Regions from separate parts of the Homo sapiens genome. Here regions 1 and 3 are each linked to region 2. Evidence: chromatin contacts called from ENCODE Hi-C data. All regions are on one chromosome and are shown on one strand. Each heading gives the region's core, a stretch centred on a gene start or an enhancer-like site at or near the end of the contact. The rest is flanking DNA. Distances are from core to core; before and after follow the strand shown. Region 1 overlaps SHROOM3 (shroom family member 3). Region 2 holds the start of STBD1 (starch binding domain 1). Region 3 overlaps SHROOM3 (shroom family member 3).

Region 1 (4,572 bases), core at 1,266-3,765, 300 kb after region 2:
TAGGTCAGAGAGTAATGCCCAGCTGCAGAAAGCTAGTTCATCTCCTTTATTCTTTCTTTCAAGATGAAAATAATATAAATCTAGGGTATCTTAAACCCTTTCTCATTGTTTTTGGAGAAAGCAGTTTTTTGTTTTGTTTCTGATGGTGGACATGGCAGCAGCATTCTTTCTGTCTCCCTGTGCTCATCATGACGGTGTCCTAGCACAGGCTTTGAAGTTGAATGGTCCTGGGTTTGAATTCCTAGTTCATCACCATCTGTCACTTTGGGCAGAATACTTATCTCTGTGAACCTCATCTGTAAAATGTAGGGAAATACAGTTTCCTCATGGAGCTGTTACGAGGGTTAAGGAAAGTGGAGTGCTTGGCATAGGACCTGCAGGCCACATGCTGGTCACAAGTGGTGGCTGTGGAAATGGACTTTGTTGGTGCTACTGTACTTGTTATTAATGCCAGTGTTCAGATATCAAGAAAAGATATGGCACCTGGAATCCCAGCACTTTGGGAGGCCAAGGTGGGAGGATTGCTTGAGCCCAGGACAACATAGCGGACCCTATTTCTAAAAAAACATTTTTTTTTTAAATTAGCCAGGTGTGGTGGCACAAGCCTGTTAGTCCCAGCTACTCAGGAGGCTGAGGTGGGAAGATGGCTTGAGCCCAGGAGGTCAAGGCTGCAGTGAGCCATGATTGTGCCACTGTACTCCAGCCTGGGTGACAGAGTGAGACCCTGTCTCCAAACAAACAAACAAACAAAAACCCAAAAAATAAACAACCAACTTGCTTTTGCAGCCTTTGATTATTCCTTGGGCCTGCATCTATTAGATGCTGATTGTATATCACGTTGCCTTCTTTATGGGTTAACCTGAGGAGAAAGAGTTCCATGCCACGTGAGTCAAAGAGTAGGTTATATACATGGCTTGCTCCTTCCTGATGTGTCTTGAGATACTGTGCTGATTATGCTTGGGACAGAGAAGCATACCATTAGACTATTGAAATCACTGGAAAGAAAGCAGAAAACTGTGGTACTTTCAGCTTTCACATGATCAAGGTGTTTTCCTAGGATACAATAGGCCACTGAAGCTACACTTGATATTACATTAATAATTCAATAAAGCACATTAATTAACTACCAGTCCATGGCTTCAGCAGCTAATAGCACCTAAAGAAAATGTACTTCAACTTTCTTATCAAGAAATGGTCTTGATAAGAGACCGGGTGACTGTAACTTTGGTCATTGCTCTGGAATGTTCCTGATGGTGCTGCCAGTTTTCATTGCCCATAGGTGCAATATGGAAATTTTTATAAATGCTCTCATTTGATGCTTTTACAGATTAACAACATTTTTATATTGTATTGTAACTGAAAACAAACGAGTATTTTTCTTATCTCACCTGTAGAAAAGGGAGTGGTGAGAATTCAGGAGTTAATATTGTAAAAATACCTGAGATAAGAAATACATGTTTAAGTATTACTGGTTTTGATTGCCACTGAATCCTCATGAAGCAACCACAAAAATCAAACAGAATCAGGGACTAGGAAAAGTGGAAAGTCTGTATTTTTATACTACTCTAAAATCTATTAGGTTGGTGCAAAAGTAATTACAGTTTTCGCAATTACTTTAACGGCAAAAGCCACAATTACTTCTGCACCATCCCATGCCTTTGAGAAGGAAGATAAGTTTTCAGAGTGTTTAAAATTAGCCACCCATAGTTTGCTGTAAAACAGAAATAAAATTTGGTGACAGTTAAAAATTTACATCAGTGGTTCTCAGCTAGAGGCGATTTCCCTCCAGGGGACATTTAACAATATCTGGAGACATTTTTAGTAGTCACAACTGTGTGTGGTGTGGGGAGGGGGTCGTGCTACTGGCATCTAGTGGGTAGAGGTCAGAGATGCTGCCAAAATCCTGCAATGCACAGGAAAGGCCCCCCAGTAGAGAATTACCTGGCCCCAATTGTCAGTAATGCCAAGGCTGAGAAACACTGAGTTAAATAACAGCTGTTGGGAGCTTCTACCACTGGACTGTCTCTTTCAGCAAGAAATTAGCCATCCTGTTAATTGAAATTATTTTCCTCAGGTTATGTAAGGAAAATATACTCCTTTGCTTTCTTTTTTATTTATTTATCGTCCAGGCTGCAGTGCAGTGGCGTGATCTCAGCTCACTGCAACCTCCGCCTCCCAGGTTCAAGCGATTCTCCTGCGTCAGCCTCCTGAGTAGCCGGGACTACAGGTGCGCCACCAAGCCCAGCTAATTTTTTGTATTTTTAGTAGAGACAGGATTTCACTATGTTGGTGGCCAGGCTGGTCTCGAACTCCTGACCTCAGGTGATCCATCCACCTTGGCCTCCCAAAGTGCTGGGATTACAGGTGTGAGCCACGGCGCCCAGCCTTACTCCTCTACTTTCTTATAGGTTTAGTCTGGACTATCTTCTTTATATATAGCTCTCAAATTGTCAGACAATTCAGTCCCCAAAGTCCTCAGGCCAGATGCTTGAAAGATTGTGACTGCAAAAAAACAACAACCAGGTTGATTCAAGGGTTCACTTCTCAGCTGATTGGTTCAGCACTCTGTGGACACACAGCTGTTTTGTGGTGATAAAGAGAGCAGAAGAACGAAGTTGGTTGAGGAAATGCCTTCACATTTCAACACTCCCCTTCAAGGAAAGGGAAAGCTGGCTTTTCAAATACTTGCCAAGTGTGAAGCCATCCAGGAGCAATTACAGAACGTTCCTTTCAATCTTTCTCCTCTGTTTTCCTTGACTTATTTTATGAACTATTTATTGAATACTTACCATCCCAATCCCTATGATAAGTACTGCTCCTAATACAAAGAAAACTCAAATGATTTTAAGAATAACTAAAAAAAAATTACAAAGTCCTGTAGGTCATCACCTACAGGAAAAAGAAATGTTGGACAAAGGATTTCTCTCCTAGATTTTATGTATTTATATCTTACAACATATAAAGTTAAGTCCACATTTTTCTATGCATTTGTCTATTGAAAACTGTTAAAATACAGAAATTTATAATAAATGATACAGCCATATGTTAATTTTCTTGATTTTTTTTTTCGTTAGAATTCTTTTGCTTTATCTTGAAAGATTACCCAGTTCTGGGGCTTACTAGTGGCAATATATTGATATATAGTAGGCAAAATTAAATTTAATTACAATAAATAAACTTCATTATATGAAATAGGTTGGTGTTAAATTGGATCTCTCTTGGTCCAGCCCTAGGAAAACAAATTACTTTTCATTATGATAAATGTGAATGTATCTCCAGATACTTCAGTGGAACTCACTGTATAAATACGACAGAAGAGTTAGGAAGGTGGACCCTGGAGCCAGACTGCCTGGATTAAAATCCTGGCTCTGCCACTGACACTCTGTGACCGTGCAACCTTAGACAGATCACTTTCCTCCTGGTGCCTCGGTTTCCTTATCTTCAAAATGAGGATAACAGTCATAGTATTTTTCTTAGAAGGTGATTATAAGAATTGAATGAGTTATGCATGTAACTAGCACATAGTAAATGCTCAAGATACATTATTTTTATTGTCATCATTATTGTTGCATTGTATTTTATTTTTCTGTATTTGTACTAAAGATGGACTGATCGATAGACCCATTGCAGCTTTCCCAAGTGTAATGTGGTATAAAGGCACTTAATTCTGATTCCACATGTTCCTGGAGATAGTTATCTTTTAAAAACACATACTTGGCTGGGCGTGGTGGCTCACACCTGTAATCCCAGCACTTTGGAAGGCCGAGGAGAACGGATCATGAAGTCAGGAGATCGAAACCATCCTGGCTAACACGGTGAAGCCCTGTCTCTCCTAAAAGTACAAAAAATTAGCTGGGTGTGGTCGCACGCACCTGTAGTCCCAGCTACTTGGGAGGCTGAGGCAGGAGAATCACTTGAACCCGGGAGGTGGAGGTTGCAGTGAGCCAAGATTGGGCCACTGCACTCCAGCCTGGGCAAGAGAATGAGACTCTGTCTCAAAACAAAAACAAACAAACAAACAAAAACCCACAAACAAAAAAAAACCGTACTTTGCAACTAACAGGACATCTATTGATTGATTTATGATCAAAGCCTCTGACTTTCTATGTAGTATGACCATATAAAGTAATGGAATAAGACCACCATCTTGTATTCTTTCTTTTCTTCTTCTTTTTTTTAATATTTTAAGTTCTAGGGCACATGTGCCCACATGCAGGTTTGTTACATAGGTATACATGTGCCATGTTGGTTTGCTGCACCCATCAACTCGTTATTTACATTAGGTATTTCTCCTAACACTATCCCTCCCTCAGCCCCCAACCCTGCAAAAGGTCCTGGTGTGTGATGTTCCCCTCCCTGTGTCCATGTGTTCTCATTGTTCAACTCCCCTTATGAGTGAGAACAAGCATCTTGTATTCTTTTTTTTTTTTTTTTTTTTTTGAGATGGAGTCTTGCACTGTCTCCCAGGCTGGAGTGCAGTGGCGCGATCTCAGCTCACTGCAACCTCTGCCCCCCTGGTTCAAGTGATTCTCCTGCCTCAGCCTCCCGAGTAGTTGGGATTACAAGCACCTG
Region 2 (3,997 bases), core at 1,454-3,953:
ATAATTCTGATGGGTTGAGAAAATAATTTTTGGTATTATTTTAAATAAATGAATGGACATTTATGACAGCAATAAATATTAAGAGCCTTTTAGGTATTATAAGTGAATAGTGGGGCTTACATCTGAAGGATTTTACAGATTCTCTGGGATTTTTATCCCTTAGACAGGAGTCCCCAGACCTTGGTCTGAGGCCTGTTAGGAAGCAGGCTGCACAGTAAGGAGGTGAGTGGTTGGCAAGTGAACATTACAGCCTGAGCTGCACCTCCTATCAGATCAGTAGCGGCATTAGACTCTCATAGGAGCACAAACCCTATGTGAACCGCACATGCAAGGGATCTTATATTTTTATCAGATTTTTTGAGACAGTCTCCCTCTGTCACCCAGGCTGGAGTGCAGTGGCATGATCATGGCTCACTGCAGCCTTCACCTCCCAGGCTTAAGTGATCCTCAGCCTCCTGAGTAGCTGGGACTATAGGCGCCACTGCCTTGCCCAGCTCATTTTTGTATTTTTCCATAGAGACAGGGTTTTGCTATGCTGCCCAGGCTGAAAGAATCTTATTTTATACAGTGACATTCATTCTCTTAAAAATATAGCTTTACGGTTACTTTTTATTATACATAAAATGAATTTCAAGGAACGGTAATATCCACATGGGCTAAAAATGCATATGGAATCTACGTAAGAAAAATGCCAATAATGCTCTAGGGTGAAATTACCTGGGGCTTTTAATTCATTCATTCAACCTGTACTTCTAAGCGCTCACTCCGGAGAGGTTACAGGTGCTAAGAATTCAGCAGAGAACAAAGGACAACCATCCCCGCTGTCATTTACACTCTGAAGGGAGGAAAGAGAAATTAAACCACAGACACACAGATTATAGAGTGTATTAGAAATGACGCCCTAAGTGCTAATGAGAACAATGGAGCAGGGGAAGGATATAGGGAGTAGGATTGTAATTAAAACTGGGATTGTCAAGGAAGGGCTGGGCAGGGGAGGGGGTAGTGGGGATGCAGATGACACTTGTGCCAAGACCTAAAGGGGATGAGAGAGAGAGGATGTCTGCAGGAAGGATGACTCTAGGCAAGGAAGCCAGTGTGGTTGAAGGTGGCAAGATGGAGATGAGTGCACAGTGGTCATGGGGAACAGATCCTGTAGGGTCTTAAAGGTTCTTCCGTGTGATCTGGAGCAACTGGAGGGTCTTGAGCAGAGAACTGGGGTGTTTTAACAGGATCACGCTGACTGGTGGTTTGAAAGTGGCCTGTGGGAGCTTGCTGTGTTTTGTTTTGCAGCAATGGGAAGGATGTGGTTGCCACTTCCTGAGATGGGGAAGGTGGGGAGAGTAGTAGGTTTGGGGAGTTAGGTGGGGAGTTCAGGTCTGGATGAGTTGGGTTTGAGATGTCTATTAGACATCCACGAGGAGATGCCCAGTAGGCAGTCTTCGCCCTCACCTCTCCTCTACCTCCTCTCTTATGATTACAGAAGTTGTGGCCTGCATCAAGGCGTGCATCAGCCTTCCAGTAACCCCACTGGCAGAACCTTGCACCCCGTTAAGGGCTACTGTCCATTCGGAGCAAGGGGCACATTAGATAATTTGCCCTACCAGAGAGAGCAATTATAGCAATTACTCCAAGGCAGGTGTTTGGTATCTGTGGCCTTTAGCAGTTGAATGTCGGAGTCCAAGGGAAAGGTGTGAGCTGCAGACATAGACGTGGGGATCATCAGCTTGAAGCTGTTGTGCAAAGTCATCAGATCAGCAGAGGAAAGGATTTACAAAGAAATATATATAACACCGCACAGGGTTGTTGTCTTGTGAGGATTAAATTAAATACACACTTAAAACATCCGGAATACAGACAGTGCTTAATAAAGAGCTGCTGTTTTTATTAACAAACTTATCTGTAGGAGCTCGTCCATGGACAACATCCAGTTCATACAGATGCGTGCGCATTTCGCAGCAGCCATACACGCCCAAAGAGGACGAGACTGGATGTGATTGAGCTGACTGGCATCTTTAGATGGATGGTCCTCAGTCCAGTCCTTCCATTTTACAGGCGAGGAGGCGGAAGCTTGGGGAGGCTAAGCGCGCTGAGCTGGCGGCGGAGCGGAGCTTCCACTAGGGCTCCCAGTTTCCCCGCACCGCGCCCGCCGTCCTCCGGGCCACCCATCCCACCCGAACGCGCCACCGCTCTAGCCCGCGCTCCAGCCCGCGCGTCACCGACGCCCGCGGCCTCTCCCACCTCTAAGTTCCAGGAAGCTCTCGGCCTCTAGCTGACCGCGTTGCTGCTGAGCTTCCCTGGGGAGAAGGCGCCGAGGTGCCCGGTGCGGGCCGAGGCAGGGCTGGGCCTCGCGGGCAGCAGGCGGAAGAAGGAAGGGCGGTGGGGCAGGTCCCGGCTGCGCGGGGCAGTTGTGCGCACTTGGGTTCTTCACGCGGGACACACGTGGAACGCCGACCCCTGCGCCCCTGGCCGCTGGCAACTGGCAAGGCCGGGAACAGAAAGTGTAGGGACAGAAGAGCGCTGGAGTCTTCCCCGGGAGGGAGCCCGGGGCTGCAGCCCAGGGGCGGGGAGCGGGGCGGGGCTGGGAAAGTTGAGTACTGGTCGCTCAGGGCCGGGCTCCGCCGGAGTGCCCGGCGCAGAAACCGTAAAAGGCTGGAGCGGGCGGGGTAGGTGTGGCTCTGTGTGCGTGACCTGAGCCCCGGTCCCAGTCCCTGTAGTCTCCTGCGGCCGCGGCCTCTCAGCCATGGGCGCCGTCTGGTCCGCCCTGCTGGTTGGAGGGGGTCTGGCCGGAGCACTTTTCGTTTGGCTGCTGCGGGGCGGCCCTGGCGACACCGGGAAGGACGGGGATGCGGAGCAGGAGAAAGACGCCCCTCTTGGGGGAGCTGCGATTCCGGGAGGCCATCAGAGTGGCAGCAGCGGACTGAGCCCTGGACCTTCCGGGCAGGAGCTGGTCACCAAACCAGGTATTCTTCCCCCCGTGACTCCAGGGCACATCTGCCAGAGCTTTGAGGTTCATCGAGGAAGGGAGCAAAGAGACAAACCCACCTGGAGCTTTCCTAGGGGCCCATTCCTGCGGACGGGCTCTCCTAAGGGGACTGGGCCATCCCCACGCCCCTCGGTTTCCCAGGCTGGTTGGTACGCGCAGGCAGGTTTCTTGTCTGGTCCTCCAAGGGCCGCGCCCTTGCCGAGTCCCTCAGCGCCCGCGCCTGAGGACTTGGTCCTGCCCCTCCGGCGGGGATGAGCTCCTCCACTTGGCGGCGCTTGGTGCAGTGCGGGCGGCTGCAGTGGCGGCGCCCCTTCCCGGCCTTTGGAAAGGGGGGCTTAGGTTTAGGGGATCCTACAAGCCTCTTCGATCTCTGCCCAAGCAGGGACATTTTCTAAGTCCCAATCCGGGTAGTCTGACATCCTCCCATCGCACAGCCCATGAAGAGCTGGGTTTGGGAACACCCGAACTGCGGGCGCCTCCTGCTATCTGGATGCTTCTTTAGGAAGGCAAAGTTCAGGTTGGACTCTGGCCATGAAGGCTGTGGCTGAGGCCCTGGGGATGTGCCTTGGTCACCCCTTTCAGCACTGTCGGCAGTCCCCTCCACGCTGCCCCAGAATAGGGCCGGATAGTCATCCCTAGGAAGGGACTACTTAAATAGGGGACCCAACCCTGATGAGTAGAATTGACATCTGGGTTTAAATTTCTGTATTTTAGGGACCGTTTGCTAAGCAGAGAGCGAACACTGGCAGAAAAGCTTACCGTCCAGTGCCCTCCCTTGGCAAGCTGCCCATGCCTGGACAGAAGCCTAATGGTGAAAATGACATCTGTGAACTTTATTTTTAGCCCAGTGGTGTTCATGTGCAGCCATATGAAAATCTGCCCGTGTGCCTTTACTGTGATTGGTCTGGGATGCCTAGACAGTTCACTTATCTTTTTTCTGAAGACCAATCTCATGCTTTAGGTTGAAAAGTTGGGAATCCAGAATAATATTTGTTCATTCTCACTTCCAACTCC
Region 3 (4,355 bases), core at 1,347-3,846, 450 kb after region 2:
TGCACTGTTCAAGTTTTATGAGAGTTTGATGCCTTCATGGGTCACAAAGAGACAATAGTTGTCATTATTATATACTTCTTTCCTGTTTTCAAACATTCTCCACTCTTTTTATCTCCATTTTAAAGAAAAACACTAGAGGATACCAATCCAACTAAATTCAGACATTCACTTGTTAATTTCAAACATAAAAATTTACTTGTCTATATAAAAATGGGCAAAAGACTTAGACATTTATCCAAAGATGGCAGACACATGGCCAACAAGCATTGAAAAGATGCTCAACACCACTAATCATCAGAGAACTCAAAACCACAATGAGATGTTTACCTCACACACATTAGAATGGCTGCAATTAAAAAAACGAAAAACAACCAGTGTTGGTGAGGATATGGGGAAATTAGAAACCTTGCACACTGTTAGTGGGAATGTAAAATGGTGCAGCCGTATGAAAAACAGCATGGAGATCTCAGAACATTAAAAATAGAACTACCATATGATCTGGCAATGCCACTTCAGAGTATGTGTCCAAAAAAATTGAAAGCAGGGTCTCCAAGACCCATGTTCACACCCATGTTCATAGCAGCTGTATTTACTATTCACAATAGCCAAGAGGTGGAAACAACCCAAATGTCTACTCATGACAGATGATTGGATAAACAAAATGTGGTATAGCCATACAATGGAATATTACTCAGCCTTAAAAAGGAAATTCTGCCACATGCTTCAACATGACATTACGTGAAGTGAAATATAAGCCAGTCACAAAAAGACATACTGTATAATTTCACTTGTATGAAGTACTTAAAGTAGTCAAATTCACACAAAACACAAAATAGTGATTTCCAGGGGTTAGTAGGAGGGGGAAATGGGGAGTTATTATTTAGTGGGTACATAGTTTTAGGTTTGCAAGTTGTGAAAGTTCTGGAGATCTGTTTCACAACAGTGTGAACATATTAACACTACTGAACTTAAAAATGGTTAAGATGAAATTTTATGTTGTTTTTTCTAACCACAATTTTTTAAAAATGCTTTTTCTTTTTTTTTTTAAAGCAAAACAAAACAAAGGTGAGACTAATTGCTCTCAAAATCCATTCTTGAATAGTAGGATTCCTGGATACATATCAGCAGACTCTGGGTGACCCTCTCACACTCTATTATAAAAGGGACTTGAACAAAGTCTTTTTTTATCCCAAACTTCATTCCTAAAAACACAAAATAATCACCACGGAGAAGCATTCTCAACCAAGCTAAGCATTTACCACTGATATTATCTTCAAAAAGAAAATGCCACTTTAGTATAGTTTGTGTAAACTAAGGTCACACAAACTAAAAACATCATATAAAAGTCTATTGGGCTGGATCTTTAAAGGATAAGTGCTATATTATTGTATGTTTTAGTGATGTCTTCCCCTTTAGAAAAGCCTCAAGATATAATAAATAAAATAAAGGCATCTGAATTAGTCGTTAAAACATCAGATTTCAACTGACTCCACATCCTGTTAAAGGATGCTGGGTTTAAAAACAGTTTGTATGCTACAGTCTGGAGAGCAGCTGGGCAAAGGAGACGTCACTGTTCAACAGACATTTGCTGAGGGGGTACTTGGTGGCAGGTACTGGGGATGCCAGGATGGATGAGACAGAAGTGAAGAGCATCCCCAGCGGGAAGCCACCAGGAAGTGCAGAGTGGCTACACTTCTCTATGGAGAGGTTCCTGGTAAAGAAACCATGTCTGAATGAAAGGGACTGGTCATGGGAAGGGAGGGGTTGCATCAGAGAGAGAGGTGGGCCCTTTATTCCATCATCTGCATCTATGTATAATAAAGGAAAAATAAAGGCATGAGAAGAGCTAATTTGGTTCTTTGCCATCTTCTTCCACCACATGCTGCATTCTGTTTGCCTGGCACTTGGATGATCTTGTGGCAAGCCCTGTGTTATTGCTCTGATGTGGGACTGAGTCACCACTCCCTCAGAGGAGTCAGATCTGTGAGATGAAATGTGCCATCTGCACTCCAGATCCACTCACATAGCCAGTCAGGGAACTGCAGACAGGGAATGTACAAATCACGGTGGGTTTGCTGGAGAGCTTTTTATCCTCACATTAACTCTTGCATAGCAGGTAGTGCCACAGACTCTTTTTTCTGTTTTGTTTTGTGGATTTTTCTCCTTTAGAACACAATAACAAAAGTTTTGCGAATTGTTGGGTTTTTCCTCGGAGTCTAGCGTACAGTTGTTTAAATCACCATGTACTATATTTGCTTATTATTGCCAGCCTCTTTCTCCAGAGGTAACTGCTTATTAGCTCCTTAGGTGAGACTCTCCCCCTCCTTTTTATTTTTCATCAGATGAAATGAAAACACTAGGAGAGTAAGCAAAAGTTGTAAATAAAACCTTCAAATTCAGCAGCCCATGCAAATGCTTTCAAAACAGACCTCCCCCGTGGGGATCGCACTGGGAGAGAAGAAGGCAGCATTATTTTTCCCCAGAGCTGGGAGCTATTTCCTGAAGTAGTCCTAAAAGGGGCTGAAGAAATGTACTGTTTGTTTTTATAGCCTGAAGCCTGTCCTCAAAAGCTGCCTTATGTTGCATGGTGTGTACAGGATGTGGGGGCGGTGAGAGGGTTAATAAAAGAAAATGCCTTGTGAACCCAGTCATTCCATGTGACATTTTCCTGTAGGAATTTATGCCTGCCTAGTACTGGTTTAACTTGGGTCTTCCTGTGAGCAGCCAGGGAAGACAGTGTGCAGTTTCTGGGGGAAGGAAAAGAGGTCCTCCTTCCTCTTAAATGCTTTTCTCATCTATGTAAGGAGCATTGGGCTGCATGTTTGCCCCTTTCTTCAGAGCTGTAACCCTCCTGTCTGTGTGCCGTTCCAGGTCACTCAGTTGTTCAGAAAGAGGCCAAGAAGAGATGCTGCCGCTCTTCCACCATCTCACCCCTCGTTGGGGTGGTTCAGGCTGCAAAGCCATTGGTGATTCCTCCGTTCCTAGTGAATGTCCTGGAACCCTGGACCATCAGAGGCAAGCCAGTAGGACACCCTGCCCCAGGCCACCACTGGCAGGAACGCAAGGGCTGGTCACAGACACCAGGGCTGCACCCCTGACCCCAATTGGCACCCCTCTGCCTTCAGCCATTCCCTCTGGCTACTGCTCACAGGACGGTCAGACAGGGCGACAGCCTCTCCCGCCCTACACCCCTGCCATGATGCACAGAAGCAATGGTCACACCCTGACCCAGCCTCCCGGTCCAAGAGGCTGTGAGGGCGATGGCCCAGAGCATGGGGTAGAAGAGGGAACGAGGAAGAGGGTCTCGCTGCCTCAGTGGCCACCTCCTTCTCGAGCAAAGTGGGCCCACGCAGCCAGAGAGGACAGCCTTCCTGAGGAATCCTCAGCCCCTGATTTTGCAAACCTGAAGCACTATCAAAAACAGCAGAGTCTTCCAAGTTTATGCAGCACTTCTGACCCAGACACACCTCTTGGGGCCCCGAGCACTCCAGGGAGGATCTCCCTCCGAATATCTGAGTCTGTCCTGCGGGACTCCCCGCCACCTCATGAGGATTATGAAGACGAAGTGTTTGTGAGGGATCCGCACCCCAAGGCCACGTCCAGCCCCACATTTGAACCTCTTCCCCCACCCCCACCTCCTCCACCGAGTCAGGAAACCCCGGTGTATAGCATGGATGACTTCCCTCCACCTCCTCCCCACACTGTATGTGAGGCGCAGCTGGACAGTGAGGATCCCGAGGGGCCACGCCCCAGGTGAGTGAGCAGACTGGGCAGCTTTCCCCCACTAACAGGAGAGTGTCATGCCCCAGGTGGCCCAGGTCCTTCTGCTGGCCACAGAAGAACCCTGGCATGGAGATGTTTCTATACAGCTCAGCTCAGGACACTGTTGATCTGTTTGCCTCAGGAGGTAGTTGGACCAGTGTCATTGGGTACTGAGGAGTCAGGGTGGCAGAAATGAAAGCTGGGACCCAAGGGGCACATTTCACTTCTGGGGACAGGATAGGCTTAGGCGGTCCAAGTAAATCCCTCCTCCCTGGATGAGTTCTGAATCAGTTAGGAAATAAGACAAAAGAGGAGGGCATATAGAAGACAAAAACATCACTTTTATTACTGACAGAGCTAACATTAAAGAATATGGCTTCAGATTGTAAGTGGGTCTCTTGATACTGAACCCCCAAGTTAAACAGCTTTACCTACCTCATCAAAGGTCATGTTAGACACACAAATACACATAGATATTAATATATACAGCCTTGAGGCAGCCTCAGTCTCAAAAGAGAAGAGAGACTGGGATGTGAATGCTCAGCTTCTCTTTCCAAAATCACTCCATGTCCATAGGGAGGAATAAAGAGTAG

The links. Hi-C counts contacts between places; a loop is a spot of excess contacts on that map. Pooled maps may share reads with other maps.
Region 1: a loop to region 2 is called in a map with no recorded cell type, with 3 times the contacts of the local background. The contact joins the enhancer-like site here to the promoter of STBD1 in region 2. A Hi-C loop is called at or near these places in 10 of 37 single-sample maps with no recorded cell type and 4 of 50 pooled maps.
Region 3: a pooled map shows a loop between it and region 2 (3-fold over the local background). The contact joins the enhancer-like site here to the promoter of STBD1 in region 2. A Hi-C loop is called at or near these places in 4 of 37 single-sample maps with no recorded cell type and 7 of 50 pooled maps.

The regions. Positions count from the first base shown.
Region 1 is chr4:76,599,421-76,603,992 of GRCh38, forward strand. The region is part of intron 2 of SHROOM3 (shroom family member 3); the gene reads left to right. Among named protein-coding and RNA genes, the nearest start is that of MIR548AH, 26 kb to the left of the region's middle. Within about 2 kb of position 2,516, at least 3 of the 41 ENCODE cell types and tissues checked have a DNase peak (open chromatin) inside an H3K27ac peak, as active enhancers do.
Region 2 is chr4:76,304,030-76,308,026 of GRCh38, forward strand. It overlaps STBD1 (starch binding domain 1), which reads left to right and starts at 2,704. Exons shown (of 2, transcript NM_003943.5): 1 at 2,704-2,960. The coding sequence starts at 2,741. The region is part of intron 6 of FAM47E-STBD1 (FAM47E-STBD1 readthrough); the gene reads left to right.
Region 3 is chr4:76,751,440-76,755,794 of GRCh38, forward strand. SHROOM3 (shroom family member 3) reads left to right here. Exons shown (of 11, transcript NM_020859.4): 7 at 2,872-3,753. The region is part of intron 1 of SHROOM3-AS1 (SHROOM3 antisense RNA 1); the gene reads right to left. Among named protein-coding and RNA genes, the nearest start is that of SHROOM3-AS1, 49 kb to the right of the region's middle. RefSeq lists a silencer at 2,477-2,771. Within about 2 kb of position 2,597, at least 10 of the 41 ENCODE cell types and tissues checked have a DNase peak (open chromatin) inside an H3K27ac peak, as active enhancers do.